Linked DNA regions of Homo sapiens: all the other regions are linked to region 2. Evidence: chromatin loops called from intact Hi-C (ENCODE). Cell type or tissue: heart left ventricle. All regions are shown on one strand.

What was found. Hi-C counts contacts between places; a loop is a spot of excess contacts. Peaks named below come from ENCODE experiments on the same cell type or tissue, not always from the same donor. Only the 100,000 strongest peaks of a DNase experiment are listed, where the experiment ranks them.
Region 1: a loop joins it to region 2, with 8 times the contacts of the local background. A loop is called at or near these places in 34 of 110 quality-filtered maps.
Region 3: a loop joins it to region 2, with 5 times the contacts of the local background. A loop is called at or near these places in 17 of 110 quality-filtered maps.

What each region holds. Positions count from the first base shown.
Region 1 is chr3:138,048,275-138,056,274 of GRCh38, forward strand. LOC105374128 (a long non-coding RNA gene) reads right to left here and starts at 7,486. Exons shown (of 2, transcript XR_001740930.2): 1 at 6,232-7,486; 2 at 1-1,054. In heart left ventricle, CTCF peaks have their summits at 1,456 (motif pointing left) and 4,106 (motif pointing left); no DNase peak of the experiment used is centred here; H3K27ac peaks cover 203 bases.
Region 2 is chr3:137,101,880-137,109,879 of GRCh38, forward strand. No RefSeq gene overlaps it. Among named protein-coding and RNA genes, the nearest start is that of IL20RB-AS1, 120 kb to the left of the region's middle. In heart left ventricle, CTCF peaks have their summits at 3,574 (motif pointing right) and 3,780; no DNase peak of the experiment used is centred here; H3K27me3 peaks cover 2,420 bases.
Region 3 is chr3:137,688,914-137,696,913 of GRCh38, forward strand. LOC105374126 (a long non-coding RNA gene) reads right to left here. Exons shown (of 3, transcript XR_924533.2): 2 at 3,006-3,053. Among named protein-coding and RNA genes, the nearest start is that of SOX14, 71 kb to the right of the region's middle. RefSeq lists an enhancer at 5,959-6,924. In heart left ventricle, a CTCF peak has its summit at 4,102 (motif pointing left); no DNase peak of the experiment used is centred here.

The sequences.
Region 1 (8,000 bases), 950 kb after region 2:
ACACAGGGGAACTGTGGGGATAGTTGCACATTATGAATATACTGAAAACTACTGAATTGTATACCTTAACGTGCTGAAGTTATATTATATTAATTATATGTTAATAATGATAATAAATTTTTTAAAAATACATAGAGGAAATAGCCTATGTCCTTGCAAGGCCAGCAGGACCAGGACTCAAGTGGACAGCTCTAAGTATGAAGTATTGTGCATGTTGCATTCTGCTTCAAAATACATCTATATCTGTTGTAACTGTTTAAAGATAAAGTTATTTCCCAGTTAAAATGCTTAATTTTATCCCCTCAGATATTCAAATAAAATTGATACCCCAGGTGGACGTGCCTTAGATGGAGAACCCTGTGGCAGCACCACTCACTTGTGGCTTGAGAAACACAAAGGGGAGGTGGGCTTACCAGGGTGAGATCCCAAGGTGTGGATCCCAGAGTACGAATCCCACGATGTGCATCCTAGGGTATGGGTGCCTAAAATGGTGCTGAAGGTCTGACTTAGGGTGACTCTCACTCACATTTTTCACAGAATAAGTTCAGAACTCTGGGCTATCAAAAGCCCATTGTCACATGTGTGGACCCATGCATCCACTCTCACCCTTCCATGTTCTGTTCACAGTGCTGCCTCAGGTCTATGACATCCAATGGCAGCAGGCATCGTTCACCTTGTGCGTGCCCAACTCTGACTCCCAGGGCAGTCTCCCCACACCTCACGGGCTTCATGCCACATATGAAGCAGGCCTCTGGGGGTGGTCTCAGCCATAGCCTCCGAGAGCCTTCGAGACTGTTGCTCTGCAACACCAGTGGTCCCTTCCAACCAATGTCCTTTCTTGCCTCCAGCTGACATGGTGACATCATGCTCTCCAGCTTCAGTTTTAAGCCATGGTGGAAAATGTTTGGGCATGCCTTGCACAATGGACATATCTTGCTCTTCTCACTCCATCCACAGGCCTTTTGCCTAGCCGGCCTGCAGATGGCTGTGTGTGGAAGGCAGGGGTATGTCAACATTGAAAGAAATCACATTCTAGGAATGTGGGGGTTAAGGCCTAAAAAGTCAAAGAGAAGACATGATTGGTAGATGTGTCATGCTACATTTACATTATGAAATTTCAAATGGCAAATTTAACAAGACCAGAACATTATCATTCAGATTCTCTGCATACTCTGGGTAGGATTTGTATTTGGTCTCAACAACAAAGCACAGCAACAAGATTAGAGGGAGTTGCTGGAAGCCAACATCCACAGGAGGCTGACATGTGACTCAACATCGCAAGTAAGCAATGATGTCACCAGCATGACATGTGAAGCCCAAATGCACCTAGATCTACTAATCTGGGGGTCCTAGGTAAGGTGACGTTCCCTGCCGAAGGGCCCAGAGTGCCCCACATAGCAACAGAGCTGTCACCTGCACCCTCCGCGCTCATCCTCCCTGTGCTCTGTGATCTACTGCCCCCTGCAGACCTCCCTGGACACACCTCATCCCTCTCCTCTCTCAAGTCCAGACTACCATTTTCTGGCTTCTTCCAGGCCACCCTCAAACCACCATCTACGCCCACTGCAGATCTGCAAACACCCCCTGCCTCCGTCTCCCAGAACAGGGCTGCCTTCTCCTTCTAAGACCCAGTTCTGTCGCAGAGCTGTGTGGGCCCCTAATGATATAGCAGCGAACCCCATAATTCCTGAAGGGCTTTTTCAAAAGTCATTTTGTTTCTGCTATACATTAGCCACAAAAGAACTAATTCTAAAGCAAAAAAAAAAAAAAAAAAAGACAATTATGTGAAAAACGGCTCGGAACCATGAAATAGATGCTGATTATAAATATAGGCTTCAGGCATTATGAAATGAGGCAGCTCTAAATTTTCAAAGAACAAAGAAAAAGCAAGAGGATTTTCTAAATATCAAAAAGACTTTCAGGTTATAATTAGTAAATTGACTAACCTTTTTAAAGGTACAAGTAAATTTCTAAAGCCTGCAGCATTCATGGAATTATATATGCTGTAAGTCTAGGGGACTGACTCTGCCAGCCTCCTCACTTCACAGATGAGAAAACAAAAGGTTCCATGACTTTCCCAAGGTCATAAAACAAGTTTGTGGCTGCTAGAATTTTAATTGGAGCTCCTGTCCTCCATCTTCAGTTTCTTTCACCCATTCTACAATGGAAGCTACTTTCACAAATAGGCAACAACGTTCAGATTACTTGCATAAATATATGGAGATGGTGTTTGTGGAGGTGGTGGTAGTGATGGTGGTGGTGGTAAGAGGGTGGTAATAATGGTAATAGGGGTAGTAGAGGTGGTGGTAATAGCTGTGGTGGTGGAGGTGGAAGTGGTTGTGGTGGAGGTGGTGGTAGAGGTAGTGATGGTGGTAATGGAGTGATGGTAGTGATGGTGGTAGATGTGGAGGTGTTAGTGGTAGTGGTGGAGGTGGTTGTGGTAGTGGTGGTGGTTGTGGTGGTGGTAGAGGTAGTGATGGTGATAATGGAGTGATGGTAGTGATGGTGGTAGATGTGGAGGTGGAAGTGGTTGTGGTGGAGGTGGTGGTTGTGGTGGTGGTAGAGGTGGTGATGGTGGTAATGGAGTGATGGTAGTGATGGTGGTAGATGTGGAGGTGTTAGTGGTAGTGGTGGAGGTGGTTGTGGTAGTGGTGGTGGTTGTGGTGGTGGTAGAGGTAGTGATGGTGATAATGGAGTGATGGTAGTGATGGTGGTAGATGTGGAGGTGGAAGTGGTTGTGGTGGAGGTGGTGGTTGTGGTGGTGGTAGAGGTAGTGATGGTGGTAATGGAGTGATGGTAGTGATGGTGGTAGATGTGGAGGTGTTAGTGGTAGTGGTGGAGGTGGTGGTTGTGGTGGTGGTGGTGGTAGTGAAATGATGGTAGTGATGGTGGAGGTGGAGGTGGTAGTGGAGGTGATGGTGGTGGTAGAGGTGGTGATCGTGGTAATGGAGTGATGGTAGTGATGGTGGTGGTGGAGGTGGAGGTGGTAGTGGTGGAGGTGGTGGTTGTGGTGGTGGTAGAGGTGGTGATGGTGGTAGTGGAGTGATGGTAGTGATGGTGGTGGATGTGGAGGTGGAGGAGGTAGTGGTGGTGATGATGGTGGTGGAGGTGGAGGTGGTAGTGATGATGGCAGAGATAATGAAAATTGCAGTGGGGCCAGGCACAGTGGTGCACACCTATAATCCTAGCACCTTGGGAAGCTCAGATGGGAGGATTACTTGACCCCAGGAGTTCAAGACCAGCCTGGGCAACATAGGGAGACCCCCATCTCTATAAAAAATAAAAAGTTATCTGGATCTGTGGTCCCTGCTACTCAGGAGGCTGGGGCAGGAGGAGGATCTCTTGAGCCTGGGAGGTTGAGGCTGCAGTGAGCTGTGATTGCACTACCGCACTCTAGCCTGGGTAACAGAGCAAGACCCTGTTTCAAAAAAAAAAGGAAAGAAAAGAAAAGAAAGAAAGAAAATAAATAGTGGTGGTATGCATATGTGCTGGGAAGTTGAGGAGTGAGGAATAGTTCAAGGGCAGTTCAAGGGCATGTCAGCCAAAGCTCAGATTCAGTTAAGAGTGAATATATATAAGAAACTGGCAGAATGAGGAAAAGGATTCAGCCGGTATAGACAAATCAATTAGATGTATCCACAAACAAAATGACAGAAATGGTACAGCAGCTGAGGAAGCAACAGGGTCATAAGGACCTTTCAGTGTGGGATTGCCATGCATGCTGGATATTTCCAGGCTGCGGAAAAGCTCCTAATAGTGAGGCTCCTTGAGTGCAGGTACAGGTTGTGAAACCCATCAATATTTGTTGATTGCCTTTTCTGTGCAAGGACCTCAGCTGGGCCGTGGCAACACAAGGGTATGCAGGAAAGCAAGAGAGGCCATACCCTGTCCTGCTCCATTTTCTATCTTTAAATGTTGGGGGTTTTGTGTTTTGTTTTGTTTTTTAATCACGGGAGAGTTGCCTGGATGAATAAGACAATTCATCAAGTCCTGCCAAACCATGAGTGGTGGTGCAGGCTGGAGGAGCCCCACTTATTTCTTACAGTGAAGTTAGCCTGTCATTAAAAAGTGCCTGTGTAGCCATTCACTTTGTGGCCCACAGTGCCACCGTGTGGAAGGCACCTGTTGGCTGGACATGCACAAAATAAAACCGAAGCAGTGGCAGCTTTTAAACCAGCCCATCACCTTCACTCGGGGAACCCAAAGCACTCCCTCCATGTGACTATTATGCTCAATTTACCAAAGAAAAGGCCGTTGGATCTGTGGGTTCAATGAACCCTTAGTGATCAGCTATGTGGTCTAAGTTCTCACTGATCTCCTCTCTAAGATCCCTGATTGAGGTCAGAATCGCAGAATCAATGGGCACTTCTCTATTCTTTCATACCAATCATTTGATCCATTGCACTGATAGTTTATTGAGTACAAAATGCAGCTTCCTCTTCCACAAAAGCCTAACAATGGTCAGCTATTGCCAATGGAAGAACAATTCAGCTCATCCCATCTTTTCTGGATCAGGTCCTTATATTACCCCCGCCGCCCCCAAGCTTTACTTAAAGTCCTCTCTATCCCTTTGAAACATTTTTCTTTCTGGCTCCCTGCTTAGGTTAGCTCTTCTCGCTTGTCTTGTCATTAGGTGGAATAATACATGAAGACACTCCTGGCACAATTACTGCCTTGGAATTGGCCCAGTTCAGCTTATCAGATGATGAGTGTCTGCTATGGGCAGATGCAAGTGATATAAGCATCAGAGACACCTCCTTCCCAAAGAACTTAACACATGTTAGTGTCTCCACTGGCAGCTCTGTTTTCTGTCGACTATGCTAAACGTTGAGCCTGCATCTTTACATCCAGCAGGGAGATAGGCTTGCAACCTTTTGTAACAGACACAAGCATGAACACAGATGTAGAGAAGGCCACACAGGTGCAGGACAATTCCTTCCACATCCTTTCCACCTAAGCCTGGAGAGGACTTAGCGGACCTTCGCAGCTCCCCTCAGAAACTGGCAGTGAGGCCAAGCACGGTGGCTCACACCTGTAATCCCAGCACTTTGGGAGGCCGAGGCAGGTGGATCACCTGAAGTCAGGAGTTCGAGACCAGCCTGGCCAGCATGGTAAAACCCCATCTCTACTAAAAATACAAAAATTAACTGGGCATGGTGGCGCATGCCTGTAATCCTAGCTACTCAGGAGGCTGAGGCAGGAGAATCACTTGAACACAGGAGGCAGAAGTTGCAGTCAGCCGAGATCAGGCCACTGCACTCCAGCCTGTGCAACAGAGTGAGACTCCATCTCAAAAAAAAAAAAAAAAGAAAGAAAGAAAGAAAGAAGAAACTGGCAATGAGAGACACGGGGAAGAGAAGAAAAGTGCAGAATCACACTTGATGCTCTGTTGATTTTAGAGGTTACTTTACTTAGATTCCCTAAAAGCCTAGAATTTGGTTATAGCATGTGAGTCAGCTTATTATAAATATGTAATTCACTTTGGATTTTCTAAAGCTGAAAATGGTCTTCATCTTTATCTCAGTTACACACCACTACTAGGTTCCAGCCACAAGACCAGAGCATCTTCTACTTCCTAAATTGTGGGCTCAGGTTTTCAGGTGATAAAAACCTTTTTCAGGTTGTCACTATAAACCTATTATATATTTCCAATCAATGTTATCCCTATATGTATAAGTTCAGGACATTCTTCAGTTTACCTCAGAAAATATAGCTAATTAAATTTTCCCTTTTTATATTGAACCATGCAGTCATGGAAGGGAAGAGCTGGTATGGTCCAAAGACACAAACCAGTGCAGCAGCTCCCAAGTGCTAGGCTGTGGGCCAGAGCTGGTCCATTGCTAAATTTTCATTTGTCTAAGACAAAGTATGAGGCCAATTGTCCATTCTTGGAGAGTCTTATCTTCTTACTCTTCTGGTATTAAAGTGTCCTTTATAAAATGATGGTGATTGTTGCATACTTTATTTTATGTGCTGACTTGGCAAAATAAAAGTTAGCAACCTTGGATCAACTGCAAAACTTTTTGTTAACAGCCTATAGCACAATGCTACCTCACACTACCAGGGACTATACTCCTGCATTACAGAGAACTAGCCTAATGAGAATCCAGAACAGGAAGAATTGCGAGAAATGAGACTTTCTGCTTAGAAGTATTCAGAAGATGCCCACAACTAAGGTTCAAGACTCAACTTCAAAGAAGATTTCTAATTAGAATTCATGAAGGCACCTACCCATCAGAGCATTCCATGCGTTCATCCATATGTGGAGATTGGGATGGCCTCACAAGAATGTGATGTGATTTCAAATTTGAAAAATAGCCAATATAAAATTCTAAAAGAGAAAAATAATCAGAGTATCTGTGTCTTGCAAGATGGTAAAACATATGATAAAATTTCCATGACTAAGAATAGCTCACTGTTAGAACCAATAAATGGATTCAGCAAAGTTAAAGGATACAAAATCAACACACAAAAATCAGTTGCATTTCTATACATTAATAATGAACAATCTGAAAAAGAAATTAAGAAAACAATCCCACTTATAATAACATCAAAAAGAATAAGATAATAATACACCAAATCAAGCAAACAAAAGATTTGTACACTAAAAACTTCAAAACATTGCTGGAAAAAATTAAAGAAGACACCAATAAATGGAAACACATCATGTGATCATGGATTGAAAGACTTAGTATTGTTAAGATGTAAATACTACCCAAAATAATCTACAAATGTGATGCAATCTCTATCAAAATCCCAACATTTTTTGCAGGAATAGCAAAATCTATCCTAAAATTCATATGGAATCTCAAGGGACCCTGAATAGCCAAAACAATCTTGAAAAAGGAAAACAAAAGTGAAGGTCTCATGCTTCCTGATTTCAAAATTTATGACAAAGCTATAATAATCAAAATAGTGTAGTACTAGTATAAAGACAGACATGTAGACCCATGGAGTAGAATAGAGACCCCAGAAATAAAAATTGCATATATGGTCACATGATTTTCAACAAGGGTGTTAAGACCATTCAATGGGAAAAGGACAGTCTCTTCAACACATGGTGTTAGGAACACTTGATATCCATGTCCGGAATAGCGAAATTTGACCTCCCCCCTCCCCACCTTATAACATATACAAAATTTAACTGGATCAAAGACCTAAATATAAGACCTAAAGCTATAAAACTCTTGGAAGAAAAGATAGGGAGAAATATTCACAACATTGGATTTGGCAAGGATTTCTTGGAGATGACACCAAAACACAGGCAATAAAAGTAAAAATAGATAAACGTGACTACATAAAAATTGAAAATTCTGCATCAAAACACAAAATGAACAGAGTAAAAGGCAACCTATAAAATGAGAGAAAACCATTTGCAAATCATATCTAACCCCACAATATATAAAGCTCCTATAACTCAACAACAAAAAACCCAAATAACCCAATTTTAAAATAAGCAAAGGACTTGGATAAACATCTCTTCAAAGAAGATACACAAATGGCCAACAAGCATATAAAAAGATGCTCAACATCACAAATCATTAGGGAAATGCAAATCAAAACTGCAATGAGATATTATTTCACATCCATTAGGATGGCTGATATTTTTTTAAAAACAGAAAATAACAAGTGTCAGCAAAGATGGGGAGAAATAGGAACATTTGTGCATTGTCAGTGGGAAAATAAAATGGAAAACAGTATACAGGTTCCTGAAAAATAAAAAAATAGACTATATGATTACTATATGATCCAGTAATTCCACTCTGGGTATATATCCAAAAAAGTTAAAAATAGGATCCTGGAGAAATATTTGCACAGCTGTGTTTATAGCAGCACTGTTCACAATAGTCAAGATGTGGGAGCAACCCAAGTGTCAACAGACAAATGGATTCTTTAATGATATATATTCATACAATGGAATATTATTTAATCTTAAAAAGGAAATTGTGACACACACTGCAACATGGATAAACCTTGATGACATTATGCTAAGTGAAATA
Region 2 (8,000 bases):
GTGACTATATTTGAAGACAAGAACTTTAAAGAGGTGATAAAGTTAAAATGAGGCTGTTGGGGTGGGCCCTAATCCAATGTGACTAGTGTCCTTATAAGAAGAGGAAAAGGCACCAGGGATGTGTGTGCACAGAGAAAGACCATATGAGGACATAGTGAGAAAGCAACCATCTGCAAGCCGAGGAGCGAGGCCTCTGAAAAAACCAAACCCACCAATTCCTTCATCTTGGACTACTAGCATCTAGAATTGTCAGAAAATAAATTTCTGTTGTTTCTGCTTGCAGTCTGTGGTGTTATGGAAGCTCAAGCAGAAGAGCTGACTGTTTTTTTCCAAATGGTCCAACGAGCTTATTCATAATTTTTCCAAACTCTCCAAAGCAATTCCAAACATTCTGTCAGTTCCACCCCTCCTTCCCTCATCTCCCACAAGCCTTCTTTCAGGGATGCCACAAGCTAATATGGAACCTTGGCTCATATGGGGTATAACGGAGGGCTTGGGCACTCAGCCCTCCATGAGAACACCTAGCTTGGTGAGCCATGCACGGGCTGGGCTTCAGTCCCTGCTGATGTGAGTGGTGTGTCTGTAGGCAGAACATAATCCAGACTTAGTGCCCTGCCCGCTGTCCTCCTGCTGTGTTCTCTCTACCTCTTCTCTAATCCCTCTCCGTCATCCCCAACCTTCCCTTTACCACATTTGGTTCGCCTGTTTCCTGGTTCTTACGTTATTCTCTTTTTTTGTTTTATTCCCTCCTTTTGCTGAAGCAAAACTTCCAGTGATTTTCTAAAACCAATACACAGGAAGTCAATTGTTTGAGTCCTTAAATGTCTGAAAATGTTTTTATTGTATCCTTACACTTGATTATCAGTTTGGTCAAGTATAAATAATTGGGATTGAAAATGATTTTTCCTCAGAACTTTGAAGTTATTGGTCTACCATATTCTGGCGCCCAGTGATGAAAGCTCCAGAACCTTTCTGATGATCTGAATAATAGTATTGATATAAATGAGGAGTATCTTGGGAACCAAAAGGAAACCCATTTAAATATAGTAATTTGCAATTGTATATGCAAGATTATACAAGAGTACATGTAATGTTACATTATGAAATAATACATGCAAAAGAGCTTAGGAAACTCTGAAGTGTTAGACATGAAAAAAAAAAATTTTAGCCACAATTTTGACCTCAGTTGTATGTACGTTTGATAATATGGAAGATACCACCGCCCTCCCCCTACCCCAGCTTATGTATAATTCAGTTGACTTTTATTTTAGGTTGGATCCAAGTTTAGTTCTAAACAATCATTTAAGAAAACAATCAGTTAAAGAAATATAGAGAAAAGGCCTTCTTTGTGTGATATGGAAGGAGGCCTCAAACTGAGATAGGCCATAAAATTATCGTTGGGGAAAATGTGCACTTCTGTCGTTACAAGCACATTGCACAATCTAAAATTCATTCAACAAATGTTTACTGGGCAGTGCGCTGTGCCAGGCCCTGTGCTGGGTGGGGGGCAGAGAGGACTGAGCCACTTGGACCTGGCCTCCACTCTCCTGGTGTCCATTTTGAGGGGAGGAGACGGACATGAACAAATTAGAATGTGTGAAGCAGTTAATTACACTAAAGTAAGATGAGTTTTGTAACAGAAGGAATGCAACGGGCAATGGGAGCCCCTGGAGGGTGGGATCCTAACCTGGGGAGTCATGTGAGCCAGGCCTCTGGGGGAGGTGAGGTTTAGGCTGAGAGTAGAGAATGGGAGAGGTACTCAGCACTTTGGGAGGTGGGAGGATCGCTTGAGTCCAGGAGTTCCAGACCAGCCAGGGCAACACAGTGAGACCTCCTCTCTCTCTCTCACACACACACACACGCACACGCACACACACATGAAGGGGTGGAATGAGCCATGAGCCACGTGAAGTGGCCAGAAGGGAGGAGAGCTCCAGATAGAGAGAATAGTGTCTCCTAGGTATAGGGGAAAAGTGCCGTTTTAAGAACTTAAAGAATTTCTGTGTGGCTGTACCATGTGGGGAGACAGGTGGTGAGACAAAGCTGGAGAGTTTGGCAGGGGCTCAACAGCGGAGAGGTTTGGTCTTCATCCAAATAGCAACCAGAAGCCATTGCAAGGTTTTGGAAAGGGGAGTGACACGATCAGATTTGCTTTTTACAAAGAATGCTTTGCGTGGGTGGGAGAAAGGATGGAGGCTCTAGTCACCCAGGAGAGAGACAAGGTGGTCTGAGTATGTGTTGGAGGTTGAGAAAAAAGCAGGAAGATTCTGGGAGACAGAACTAAGGTGCCATTTTGTTCTCCTGGAAGAGAGAACAAGTTCTGTCAGAGGCTGAGAGCTATGGCTGGTAGGGGAAGGTAGAACAGGGATGGTGCGACAGTGACCAGGCACAGAGTGTCTCCAGAGTCACACAGTTCCTGCGGGTCAAGGCCTATAGGCATATCCACCCAGGAAAAAAAATCAGGAAACCCTGTGGCAAACGTCCGGGGTTGAGCAAGTTTCTGAAGGCAAGCAAAAGTGTGAGAGCAGAACATTGTGAAGACAGGCAGTTGGCAAAAGTCAGGTACTGGCCACCTAGACATGAGATGACCTTGAAGCTGATGCATGATTCTGGTCAGCAGGGTTTTCTGAGCACTCTGTGAGGGTAGGAGTATCCTGCAGAGTGGTGGCCTCCCAGAGAGGACAGGTACCCGCAGGTAAGTGAAGGCTCCCATCAGTTCTGCCAACTCTGCCTTCAGGATGCAGAAGTAGATCAGACATGGCTCCTCAGAGGTGACTCAGGCATGCCAACAGGACAAAAAAAGCAATACTCTCCAAGAAGGGGATATAATATGTTCCATTGTCCCAAAGTATTTGTTCACAGAATGCCTTTTCTATGGAGCATCTCATGGAATGTGAAGTGAGTTCTGTTGAACTCAGTTTGGCAAGTGTGCACTTGGTTAATTGCCATTATGGAAGTGTGTATGAATTATGGAGGACCACAAGATAAGGTACAGCCAAGCATACCCTGGGAGGTCAGGGAAGGCTTCCAGAAGTGATGGTATTTCAGCTGCTACTTGAAAGGCCTGACAAGGCAGCAACTGGGGGGAAGTTCAGAAAGAGGAGAAGACTCTTCGGAGGGTAGAGCTAGTACTATAGTAAACTCAGTGGGACTAGCACACTGCATATTACATAGGACTTCAATGTTTCACCATGACGAGAATCACCACTGTGGATAAAAGGGTTTTGGGCCCTTGCAGCAGGTGTGGTTCTGAAAGATAACTTCTGAGTAAGGACTGAAGGAGAAATATGGAAGGATGCAGATAGGATGAGTCCATGGGAACTGGATAACGGCTGGCAGCAAGGAATTCTCAAGTCCTTGCCGCAGTAGTGGGAGAAGGAACATCACCTAAGTTGGGCCTGTTTGGGTTTGAGGTTTGGTTTTTGATTGGTTGAATGAATGGTTTATTGGTATTCTGTAGAAACAGATTAACGTGAATTTGTTCACGGCTTTTCAGACTTGGAATAGCTAAGTTCCTCATTAGGGGATTTATTCTTCACTAAAATGCGGCCAGATGCTGTGCTATAATAATAAAGTGACCATAAGAGGGCGCCAAAGACAAAAGTATGTTGCTGTTTTCGGCAGAATAACTTCAACAGAACACTGAAAATAGGACATAAAAGGAAAGGCAGAGATCTGAAGGGGGCAAGGAAGAAAAAGAAGACAGGATGAACTCACCAGCAGAGGGTTACAGATTTGTTTATCGTCTTGGTAGCAAAGTATTAAAATTACAGAGCAAAACAAAATCTACCCACTTTTCAACTAGTCTGCTTTAGAAAGGGACTTAAGAAAATGTATTCTGAAGTACAGTTTGTGTTTTGCCTCCAGACCCTGAAAGCGTTTGTGGGTGAATAGTCCCCTTCCTCTTTCTCCAGGCTCTAAGTGAAGTGAAGATAATCCCTTCAGTTTTCACTCCTCGGAGTGCAGGTCAGAAAGGGCTAAAATAGGCAGGACATTTCTTCTGGCAGTCTCATCCTTGGTTGCTTCTAGGGGAAAGATGAAATTCGATTTCATTGTACTTAAAATGTCCGAGTCAACTTAAACAGAAATACTTGTTTTTTGTTTTCCAAATGAATGAAGCCAGTTTGGAGCTCCTCTGCTTTTCTTTCTGCAATGCTAATATATCCTTTTGTATACCCAATACCCATGACTTGAAAGAGCTTTAATAGAGTCACATGATTTTGAGACTTCTTCACATTGTTTAGAAATACTCATTTGAATGGTAGAAAATTAAATCTTTTTGCCCCTTCCTTTCCTATATTTTATATTTACAAACAGCTAAAACGCTAAGCTTCTTTAAAATAAATGAATTTCAAAGAATTCTGTGATCCATAATAGACTATTTGGAATTATTATTAAATAACAGAAATTTATCTTGAATTTTGTTTAAACCCAGGAGCATAAAGTAAGAATTGTTCTTTTAAGGAAACAGAGCTCTTTCTATGTGGTGCAAAATCTCCCAGTGACAGCTGAAGAATTCAGCTTATAAATAATCATCCATAGGAAAGTGCAAAGGGCCCCTAAAACCTTGGGGTGGCCAGTCTTCCCTGGACACTTAAAAAACTCAAAATAGATTCACCAGAAAGTATAAAATCATCTCTCAGAATAGGAGCTTGTCTGCCTCACTAATCATACATACTGTATATATTATATATTTTTCTTTTCTTTTTTATTTCTTTTTGGTGAGAGTATTTTTTAAAAAGTTGTGTGGCCGTGATACAGGTAATTGCTTAAGCTTAAAAAAAAACTACACTGAACAACAAATCTCTGATAGTGTTTAACACTGAAAGCTGTTACCATGGAATTGAGGAAGCAGTTTTTATCCTAGAGAAGAGCTGGGCACAGAGACAATGAACAAGGTTAGGAATAAATGGGTATCTTGTGAATAGAGAAGTGCTAAAAGTGGGGACCTCGTGGGATCGGTGTTTTGTGCATCTGTAATAAATGACCAGAAAGAGATGAAGGACAATAAACTCTTCCGGTTTGTGGAGGATACCAAATGCACAGAATCCTAGCTGGGCTGAGAGTCCAACGTACTCAGAAGGGAGGAGAGAAGGCAGAATCAAGTAGAGAAAGAGAGAGAGAGAGAGAAAGAGAATGCGAGGGTGGGATATTGTGAATCAGGAGTTTATGCCAAGTTCAAAGTTACAGAAGAGTTGCAGTAGGATGTGATGATAGAGCCAGGGCTTGGCTGTGTGGACTGTGTAAAAATGTAACTCATCAGTTATCCGTTATTGCCAAATAGGGGATCTACTTAGCTTGGGTTCCAAAGGACTGAAGATTAACCCCTTACATGCTAAAAGTTTCGCATAAGCCTTTTAAAATGGATACTTTTAAATGAAAGGAAATGTTCTTCTGCCTTGATGTAAGAAACACAAGAGAACATTTTCTTTTTCACTAGGTTCACAGTTATAGGGATGTGTGTGTTACACATCTCTGAATGCCCTGCAGTGTTTGCATTTGGAAGGGGTGCAACAAATACCGGTGTCATTAGTGAATGTCAAATGGGTACCACTGTCTGTAGGAGGCAGGTAGAACGTGTCTAGAATCCTGTGCTAGGTTGTTAAAACTATTTCATCTCTCTCTGTCTCTCTCTCTGTCTCTCCGCCACCATTGTGTCTTCTCCTTTTTCTTCCCTCCCTCTCTTTCATGAAGTATATCAAACATACAGAAAAGAATTGAGAACAATTTAATGATTATTTCAGTGCCAGTATTAACGTAACATTTTTGTAACAATATTAACATTTTATATGCTTGTGTCAGAGTATTTTTTAAATATACAAAACATTAGATATCCAATTGAAGACTGTGGATTTCTCCAAATCCTTTTCTCTCCCTTCCTCCCTCCTTCCTTTCTCCTTTCCCAGAACTAATCACTTTCTCAAAGTTAGTGCATATTTTTTCTGTCTGATATATATTTACTACATTACATATGTTTGTTTCAATAAGCAATGTATAGCTTTTTTGAGGTATTTTAAAAACTTTACCTAAATGGTACACTGTATTAATATAATTCTGCAGATTGCTTTGGTCATTCGACATTATGATTTTGAGGGATAGATCAGTGATGTATTTAGATCCAATTTATTCATTTCAGTTGCTGCTTTGTATTTTGTTATTTAATTTAGTAAAATTAAATTATCTATTCACCTTTTGATGGACATTTAGATTGTTTACAGTTTTTCACTGCTAACAAGCAATGCTGTAATGGATGTTCTTGTATCACTCTTTGTGACTCCCTTAAGCATATGGCTGAGAATTTTCTACCTATACACTAGCCACTGGAAGTGTGGCCAGCCCAAACTGAGCTGTGCTGTAAGCATAAAATACATTGGATTTTGAAGACTTAGCATAAGACAAGAATACTAAAAAATCTCAATGATGTTATCATATTGACTATATGTTGAAATGCTGATACTTGGATATATTGGGTTAAACAAAATAAACTCTTAAAATTAATGGTTATCTGTTTAAAAAATTTATAGTGTGGTTACTAGAAAAATATAGAATGTGGCTTTCATTCGTGACTTACATATTGGACTGTGTTGCTATTAATATGTTTCTCTAGGATTTGGGTTTTAAGTATTCTTCTCCTTTTCTTTTCTATTCCTTCTTTTTGCTCTTAACGGCATTTGATTTTTAGAGCCATTGCTTACCTATGAAGGAGTTCCTTCCATTGCAAACCCACCAATCATGTCCCTCCTTCTGTAATCTTCACTCTTAGATTCTCCCTGGCTTTTTAATTTCTGCCTGTACAGGGTGGCTGCTAGGGACACTTGTGTGTTTTCAGATGCTCTGGATGGCTGAGGGTGTTTGATGCTTGACTAGCGGATAAGAGAGGTGTGACTTCATTATTTATGGAGTTTTGGGGTTATCACAGCATTCCATTATGCCTTCTCAAAATTATTGGTTTGAGATTCTGCTTAAGGACACAGATTTAGCTCTAAGCTATCACGCCCAAACTTATAGTATCTGTGAGTCAGCTTCTCTACCCAAGGAACTGAATAAATCTCTGAAATGCTAATCCATCTTTAAGGAGCCCAATAGTCAAGGTTTCAAGGGAAACGTTCCCCTCCCTTTCTCCCCCACGAACCCCTGCCATTATTCTCTCTAAGAAGGCAGGGATTTGAGACACTCTCAATCCTGCTTGAGACAGGGATTGGGTATGCACCATTCTCGCTGCTATCACAGCAGCCTAAAAGATGGCAGCTAAGCCAAGCTGGAAGAAGCTTCTGTTCCCTATAGTGGTGGCTCCCCCATGTGTGACACGGCTCTGCTCTCTCGGCATCACCATTTCCAATGAGAAAATAAATTGCTTCTGTGCAGTCGCATGCAAAGCAGAGAGCCCTTTTAGCTGGCTGGAGCTGGGAGGTTGATAGAGAGCAGGAATTCTATGCACCAATTGTTAGTGGGTAGAGCTAGGGATGATTTTTCATTGTCTGCTGAACTCCAAGCATACCCTCTTGGAGTGGGTCTCAAATTTGAAAACAAATCTTCACAGTGACTTTTCCAACCTGCTTGGCTTTAGAAGGATGGAGCTGTTGCCCAAATTTTTCAAAATCCCACCAAGTTGAGTGACACCACTTCTATTTGGGCAGAAATATTTCTACTTGTCATGTAACACTCCTATCTTCAACCAAAGCTTTGTTTACACAAGCAGAGGGATTGTGCTGCTGTTAAAACGTGGGCTTTGTGGTTAGGCAGAGCTGGATTTTAACTGGAGCTCTACCACTTTTATCAGCCCTGTCGGCTTGGACAAGGTATGACCACCACAAGGCTCATTTTATGCACCTGTGAAGTGGAGACAATGACAGTACTTACTTTATAGGTTACTGGAATTACTATTACCCTGATTACAACTATTATTATAATGTAAGCCAATTTGAAAAGATTCACCTGACTCAAGCAACTGGCTGCTTTGGGCTGGTTAGTACGCTTTAACCTGTTGTTTTCAAGCTAAC
Region 3 (8,000 bases), 590 kb after region 2:
CTAAGAAATCCTAGAACAGAATTCCTGCATGGAGACATGAGTTGGATCTCAGCAGCAGCTACTACCTTAGTTATGGAATGTGTGTTGTGTAATTCTCCGGAGTTCACAGTAGCCTTTACTTCTGTCCTCTAAATTGAGACCAAGTGTTGGGTACCATTGATCATGCTTCTTCCAGTTATATGATCTGCCTGGCTCCAACTTTTTCTCTGGGCTTAGGGGGATGAAGGCCAGGGACATTCAGAGACACTGCAAAAGGAGCAGCTGCTTTGAGTCAGGTAAGTATAGACCATAGGGAAATATTGCTGGAACATCATTAGTTGTCAAGCTAAGACATTTATCTTACCTGGTGGGAAGCTATTGAAGGTTTTAGAGAAGTGTGTCCCACCACCAAAGCCATGCTTAGGAAGATCAATCTGGTGCCAGCCTGTAAGATGGCCTCAGAGGCCATGGGCGGAAGCCAAGCAGTCCATAATGGGGATTTCTTGCAGGAGGGAATGAAAGCTTGAAACAAGGCTCAGGCAGTAAACCAAAGAGGAAAGGAAGGACACTGAGTCCCCTGTGAGGGAGAGTGGGCAACACCTGGCTACTCATTGGAAGGGAGTGCTGAGGGGAAGGCTCTGAGGTTTTGAATCTACAGGTTCTGAGCCATCCAGCCAGAATAAGGACTCCAGAGAAGGGAGTACCAAGGCCACCGGACAATAAGGTCCAGTTGCCCTGGGTCCCCCTCAGATGTGTTCACAGGCAGAGCGATGAGGAAGGGGTCCTGCACATCTTCCACACCTTTGCCCTATACACATCTCACTTTCTTCTCCCTTTTACAAAGCTCTCAAATTTCAATTGACACCATCTTCATATCTGCTAGCCATAGAAAGGCAGATAAACTTTATTTCAAAGAAAGGACTCTTACAAGTGATTAAAATCTTTTATTCACCCCCTCGCCATTAATATGGTCTATGTTCCAGCCAGGGAAAAAGATGGGATGCTGTCTCCAATGCAAGGACTTGCCTAGTGTCCTTATAGGATTTTTGTATAAAACTTCGACTGGTGTCCTCACCTCAAGTCCCAGGCCCACAGCACACCTGCTTCCCACCAGGCTGCACACTGCATCCATCAGGCCCTCTCTGAGTCCTCCCCAGCCCTCCTCAACCCTGAATAATTCAAGTCCTTCACAGAGCCCTAGCTGCAGCTACCCATTACCTGGGAGAGTTAATAAGAAATTCACCTTCCCTCCCTGGCACAAATGACTTCCAGTCAGTTCATTCTCACAGGAAATAAATTTTAAAATGGAAATTAAACAAAACAATTGCTAGCAAAGGTAATAACATGTCACCCCTGCAATCTGCCTCTGAGAGGAATATATTACTATTCCAAGATCGCAGCGGGCTTAGGGAACCACCAACCACCCAACCCGCTCCAGGCTGCAGGGTTTTGCAGTGCTGGGTGGGCTGGCCCTGTGGCTCAGGTGTCCATGCACTGGTGCCCATCAAGCTGCTGAATGGATCTCAAAACCACATATCTACTCCTCAAAACACATGGGCTACACATAGGTAAAGGCCTCTGCACTCACTTCTGAGTTCTCTGTGGCCTAGAGTTGTGATGCCTTTGTCCCTAGGACTGTGCCCAACACCAGTCAAGACTTCGGGGACTATAACACAGTGATTAGGAGACAAGATTGTAGTGGATACAGGCTCTTTCATTTACTACCTGTGTGACCTTGGGCAAATTACTTAAACTCTCTAAGCTTTGGTTCCTTATCTGTTAAATAGGATAAAAAAAAAAAAAAAACCTACCTCTTAGGATTACTATGAAAGCAAATAAATTAATGCTTGCAAAGCCCAGTGCTTCACAGATCATAAGTGCTCAATAAATGTCAGCTTTTATTATTATTCTATTTTTTAAAGGCCTCCAGGGTTGAGACAGATATTCCACAATGTAAAGCAGGTCCCATGTGATTTATTATTTAGAATTGTATATTCTATTTAAACATGCAGTGTGTTTCTTTAAAAGGCATCATATCTTTAAACAAAACTTACAGAGTTGGAAATCTGAGTCAGGAGTTGAGTAACAAAATTGAGTAGAGATGTCTGTTAAACAGCTTAGAATTCACGGACCAGAAAAATCACAAAACTTGAATTGAAATGCTACTAGAAGTGGTTCCAGGCTACATACATATAAATGTACAGGCAGGATTGCTTATTTTTTACTGGAGGAGAAAAACCTGAGACAATATTTATATAAAAAGAGATAAAGACTGTAATCAAATAACTAACCGGAAGGACTAAGAAAGCAACATAACTCCTACTTGCTGATTCATATAAGCACGTAACTAAAGAATATTGACATGATAGAAAAACCCTCACAGCGATTTGGATGCCAAACTTTGTCTGTGTTCCAAAGTGAATGTTTTTATCCTGTGGGGAAGTTTCATCATGAATCAGGTTGTTTTTCACTTAACCCTGGGATAAAGGATCAGTTAATTTTACAAGAAAGGTTTAAATAAAAGCTAGATGAAAACCTTAAAGTTTGACATGACTATATCTCCACCTTGTGATGGAATACTATGTGGCCAGTAAAAATGATGGCAGAACTGTTAGTGGGATGTACATACCACCTAGCTGAAGGACAATTCGACAATACATATATTTAAAATATTTAGGAATTTGTGCACCCTTTGATAGAATTCCATCTCCATTACTTAATTTTAAGAAAACAATCTTGACAGTATATAAAGAGAGAAGCACAATGATATTGAGGATCTTCATCAAAATGTTTTTCATTGTCATTAAAAGTTGTCTATAAGTTAAAAAATGAACATTAAAACATTTGATCAACTGTTTAGCTCATATGGATGTGTTTTCTTGCTATTATTTGATAAAATTTTCCCCAGTCACATCCTACCTTTGTGTTTTATCTTGCCCAGGTCTATCAGGTGCCAAGCAAGGAGATACTTTAACAGTGATTGAGCTTGAGCTCTGGGGCCACAGGGCCATGGGTTTGAATCCTACCTTTGCTGCTTGCCTGGTGCATGTTCCTTAACTTTTCAATCTCTTCATCTGTAAAATAGGAATGATAATAATACTTACCTAATAAGGTTAGGAAGAAGATTAAATGAGTTAATGTGATATCAATTATACAGAGTAAGGCCCAATATTTACCGTGTTCCAATAAATGTTAGCTATCATCAATAGAGCCTTTTTTTTTTAAGACAGAGTTTGGTTCTGTCACCCAGGCTGGAGTGCAATGGCATGATCTCAGCTCACTGCAACCTCCGCCTCCTGGGTTCAAGCAATTCTCCTGCCTCAGCCTCCTGAGTAGCTGGGACTACAGTCATGCACTACCACACCCGGCTAATTTTTGTATTTTTGGTAGAGACGGGGTTTTGCCACGTTGGCCAGGCTGTTCTCAAATTCCCAGCCTCAGGTGATCTGCCTGCCTTGGCCTCCCAAAGTGCTGGGATTACAGGCATGAGCCACCGTACCCGGCCAATTCAGCCAATATTTCTGACATCATCACATCAAACACATCTGGACTCTAAATCCCATGAGCCCTCAATTAATATTTAGCTAAATCACTTGTGAAATTGTCAGGAACATGAACATGATTGGATGTTCATGTTCCTGATAATTCTTCAGTGCTTACACTGATGATCTAGAAATGGTGACACTTCGCAGAAAATCAGAGATGATACCCTCTCTCCCTAGTACACTCCTCAGTATAGAGCTCAACATTCAAAACAACCTTAGACATTCCTTAGACCCAAAAGATCCAAGACCAGGGTCTGCAAAGCATAGACAGCCAAGAGTCAGTGTACCCAGCCTGTTCTTCTAGGAATCTTCTGCTGGACCAAATTCTAGGAATAAACATCAATCCGTTAGAGCAGGGGCCCAAAGTAGATAGGAGCCCTAGCCAGAATCCATATTACCCATTTTAGTCCACACTGTGTTTTAATTTTTCTAAACATGTCAACAATTAGTTAGTAGGTTCCACATTAACATTTCAGGCTTCTGAAATACAAGAAGAGTTGGCCACACCGGGCCCTCATTTCCCAAAGGCAGTAATCCCTGGAAGCTGAGCAGCAGCTGCCCCCTTCAGGCAGGGCATGGGATCTCCAATCTGCCACAGTCTCGGTCCACTAGCTTGACTTACCTATATTTGCTGAGCCCTGAAGGCACTTGGTTTTCTGACCCTGCTCCACACCATGCATTTGTGTGTGTGTGTGTATGTGCACATACGTACGTGTGTACACACCTGTGGTGGGGAAGGGTCTTGGCTGGAGTATATTGTTGGGAGTCTCCTAGGACTTAGGAATGTTTTAAAAGATGGAGGCAGGCTTTAGCAGCACCAATGGAAGTGCTTTTAAGTAAGCAGGATATTTGGGGTGCAGGGTTTCTAAACACTACTTGCAAGCTATGACTGTGTGGGCCAGGCCGTAGGCAGTCTCGCAGGGCTGGTTAGAAGTTACAGAATTCCTGTGCTGTCCCCTGTCAGCAAAGTGCTGAGACAACAAACTTAACCTCTCTGTCCAGAGTGAGCCTATCAGCCATGGTTATTAAATCCCACAAAAGGGAGAAGAGGAGAAGTGAATAGGGCTGAAAGAAAAAGCACTTTCCCCATTTGGATAGCTGTGCAGAACAGGAGCTGCTGGAGAAAGGCACGGAGTGTAATTGCTGGCCTGAAAGAAAAAGAAAAACTATAAAAGGAAAGAAAGAAAGGCGGGGGGAGGAATTGATAATGAACAATTTATTCTCAGAGCTAACAGTTAATTAATTCTGAAAATATCTGTCAGGCTAATAGAAATGGGGGGAGGGCTATGCCACATACACAATTAATAAAATAATAATAACAAAAAAGGAAAGAAAAAAGATTTTTTAAAGGTGTTACTATCTTCTTACAGGCTGGGCCCTTGGCTTCCCAATGTCATTTTCAACACAATTTTTTCCCCTCCATCTCTTTTCAGAAATTGTTCTCATGAATGATTTATATATGTCTAGTTATCTGGAGTGATTTCTATGGACCCCAGCGCATTGCTGCATAATTGTTAATTTTAACGCCATAATAGCTTCAGATGGAGGAAGAGATTAGGCATTTATTGCACAATTAAATGAAACATACTTGAGAATCACAAAGGGTTCCATAATTATTTCAGACCATTAATAAAATGGGCATTAAATTATATGGGACACAAAAGGGAAAGGAAATAGATTTTCATTACAGCAATAGAAGCTGAGAGTAGTAATAGATCCTTGTTGAATTATCTTTCTCTCTCTCTCTCTGAAATTAATTGTTGCCCAGCTTATTTCAAAGCAAAATAAAGGAGGGGAAAAAAAGTGTTTTAAAGAACCTCTGATGAAAGGGCTTTGTTTGATGGGGACAATAGCCAGTGATACACTCCAAAAAACAAGGTAATCTTTGATTCTGGCTCCTTGCCTTTAGTTCTGAAGACTTAAAAGGCAGTGTATTCAGCAGCATGGGGCTTCCCCACCCCTACCCAACTCCCAACACAACATGAAGATTCGGGTGGGATAGGGAAAGGTGGGGATGTCAAGGAAGGGTGGGCCACTGCTTCTCTTTTCAACTGCTCCTGAGGGGAGAACTCAGACCATTATACATGACTCCACACTGCTTGACGACACTAAGATTATCCAGCTTGAACTTCTTGAAAGAGAATAAAAATGGAAGGAAAGTCACTTCATTCATTGTGTTATTTATTCAACATGTGCTAATCTTCACACCAATATTATGAGGAAGGTACTATTATTATCCCCATTTTACAGTTGAGGAAACTTGAGATGGTTAAGAAATTTCCCAAGGTCCTACATGCACTAAAACAGCATTTTAAAACAAAGGAAACAGTGTCCCTGCCCTCAAAGTACTCATTTTCTAGTCGGGGGAGACAGACAAGCGCACAGAAAAGTCTGATACCATGTCACTTACTGCTGGACCTGTGAGCTGCACCCAGACGCCAGCACAGATCTGTTGTTGCAGCAGCAGAAAACGCAGTGGGATGAAGCCCTCCCTCTCCTTTTCCTTCACTGTACTAACGTTATATCTTCCCAACAGAATTCAAGCCAGTGCTCCCTCCATTACTGTAATGTGATCTACCTTTGTCCCTTGGGGGTCCTGTGAGCAGGATCCCTGCCTAACTCTCTTTGGCATTAATGGCAAGATGACAAAAGGAGGCCAGCGTCCCTGGAGTGGTCTTCAATCCACATAGGCTGCCTCTGCTACGAAGTAATGACCATGATGAAACTAGTGTGGCCGCTGCTTTAAACTAGAGGCATTAGAGTAAGGACTAAAGGTCAAAAACTCTAGTGTGAAAGCTGCAGCAGACCTCAAGCAACCAAGAAGCTCCTGCCATGGATATTGCGCTATCACTATTATCTCAGGCCTCTGAATGTCACTCTGGTATCCAGGCATGTCTGTTGCTGGCTCTACCTGAAATCTGGTGGGGCTATACCTCAGAATCCAGAACTATAAACCGAACGTCTCTGTCCTGATGCCACAGTTCAGCTTCACAGGGTCTGCCCAAGGCTGCCCAGAAACACTAACCTTTTACTCCAAAACCTCAGCTCTTTGTCCCAGCCCACGGATCTTGTAACACTTAACAGGAGTCACGGTGTATAGAACTCAGATCAAAGAGCCCCCTTAACTCCATTAGCAAAACAGAGCTTGGCAATGGGAGCCCAGGATTTAAGGAGATAAGGCACACTGCTCTTTAGAGGAACTCACCCAGAAGTAGCGGGAACAGCACAGAAAGGAAGGTAGGGGTCTGAAGATACCTCTGAAAATGACCCAGATGTCAGCATCACGCAGAAGGTCAAGTTAAGAAGGACATGTACCAAGTTAAGTGACTTAGAGCCATGTGAACATAAGACCCATAGCCTATGGATTTCTCTTTTTGACAAGGTAAGCCACTCATAAGGTAATGTTTCACCTGACAATTCTTCCACAATTTGTGTATTAATAAAACTTTTATCTTCTCTATTAAGAAGAATAATCTCCAAGCAGGTAGTAAGAAAAAATGAGTTCTAAGAAAGATAAGGAGAAAATATATGAGCACTTTCAGATCCAAATGAATTACATAGAAGAGACTAAAGAGAACAGAGAGAGGCAAATGCCAAACTGTAATTGGTAATTTTTATGGAATCATGGAGAACAGGGAAGTTCTCAAGAGATTAGGATGTAGACTTAAATAGTCTCAATTTTTACTAAGATAGATTCTTGGGACAGTATATCAGTGGTTTTGAAATGGTTTTTCACCTGCCTTTCACACACAAAAATTCTAGATTTTTATTTAGGTTCAACAAAGAAACTAATAAGGAGGATGTGGTTTATTAAATGAAAAGGTCTAAGGCAAGGGACTTCCTTCCTTGAAGTATGGCAGACTAGATATTCCAAAATGCCTTCCCTGGAGGTCTAATATGACTAGATTCTGAATATGTTACAATAAACACATATTTAAATGTATAAGTGAACTCAAAATAAGTAGGAGAAATTCCTGTTAAAGACAAAACAAAACAACACATAATTTTTTAAAAAATTCATGAGTGATAACCATGAGCAAAATTTTGTGAAGCCTTAAGGGCAAATACCAATTCAGGGACCCAATGTCTTGGGGATTGACTACTGTGCAGGGAAATGGAAGAATAAAACATAGTCAAGAAAAATGTGGGAAATATGCCCAAGATTCTTACATCATGCCAAGACCCTTGAAAAGGGTGGTACCATGGGTGAAATAAGGGGTAAAATTATCCAGCTGCCAATGAAAGGAACCTGCAAGAATTATGTTTGCTCTGCCATGATTCTGGATAGAAAATAACTGCAGCAACAATAATAATAATTATACTAGTCTCTAGAGAATTTGCTATCCTAGACTCTCTTCCATTCAGACCTGGAGTTCAAACGTATAATACTCATAGGTTAGCTAAGAAATTCGAGTAGTTCAGAATTAATAAAAACCTGTCACATCTGGTAATAAGAAAGGGAAACACTCTCTAACT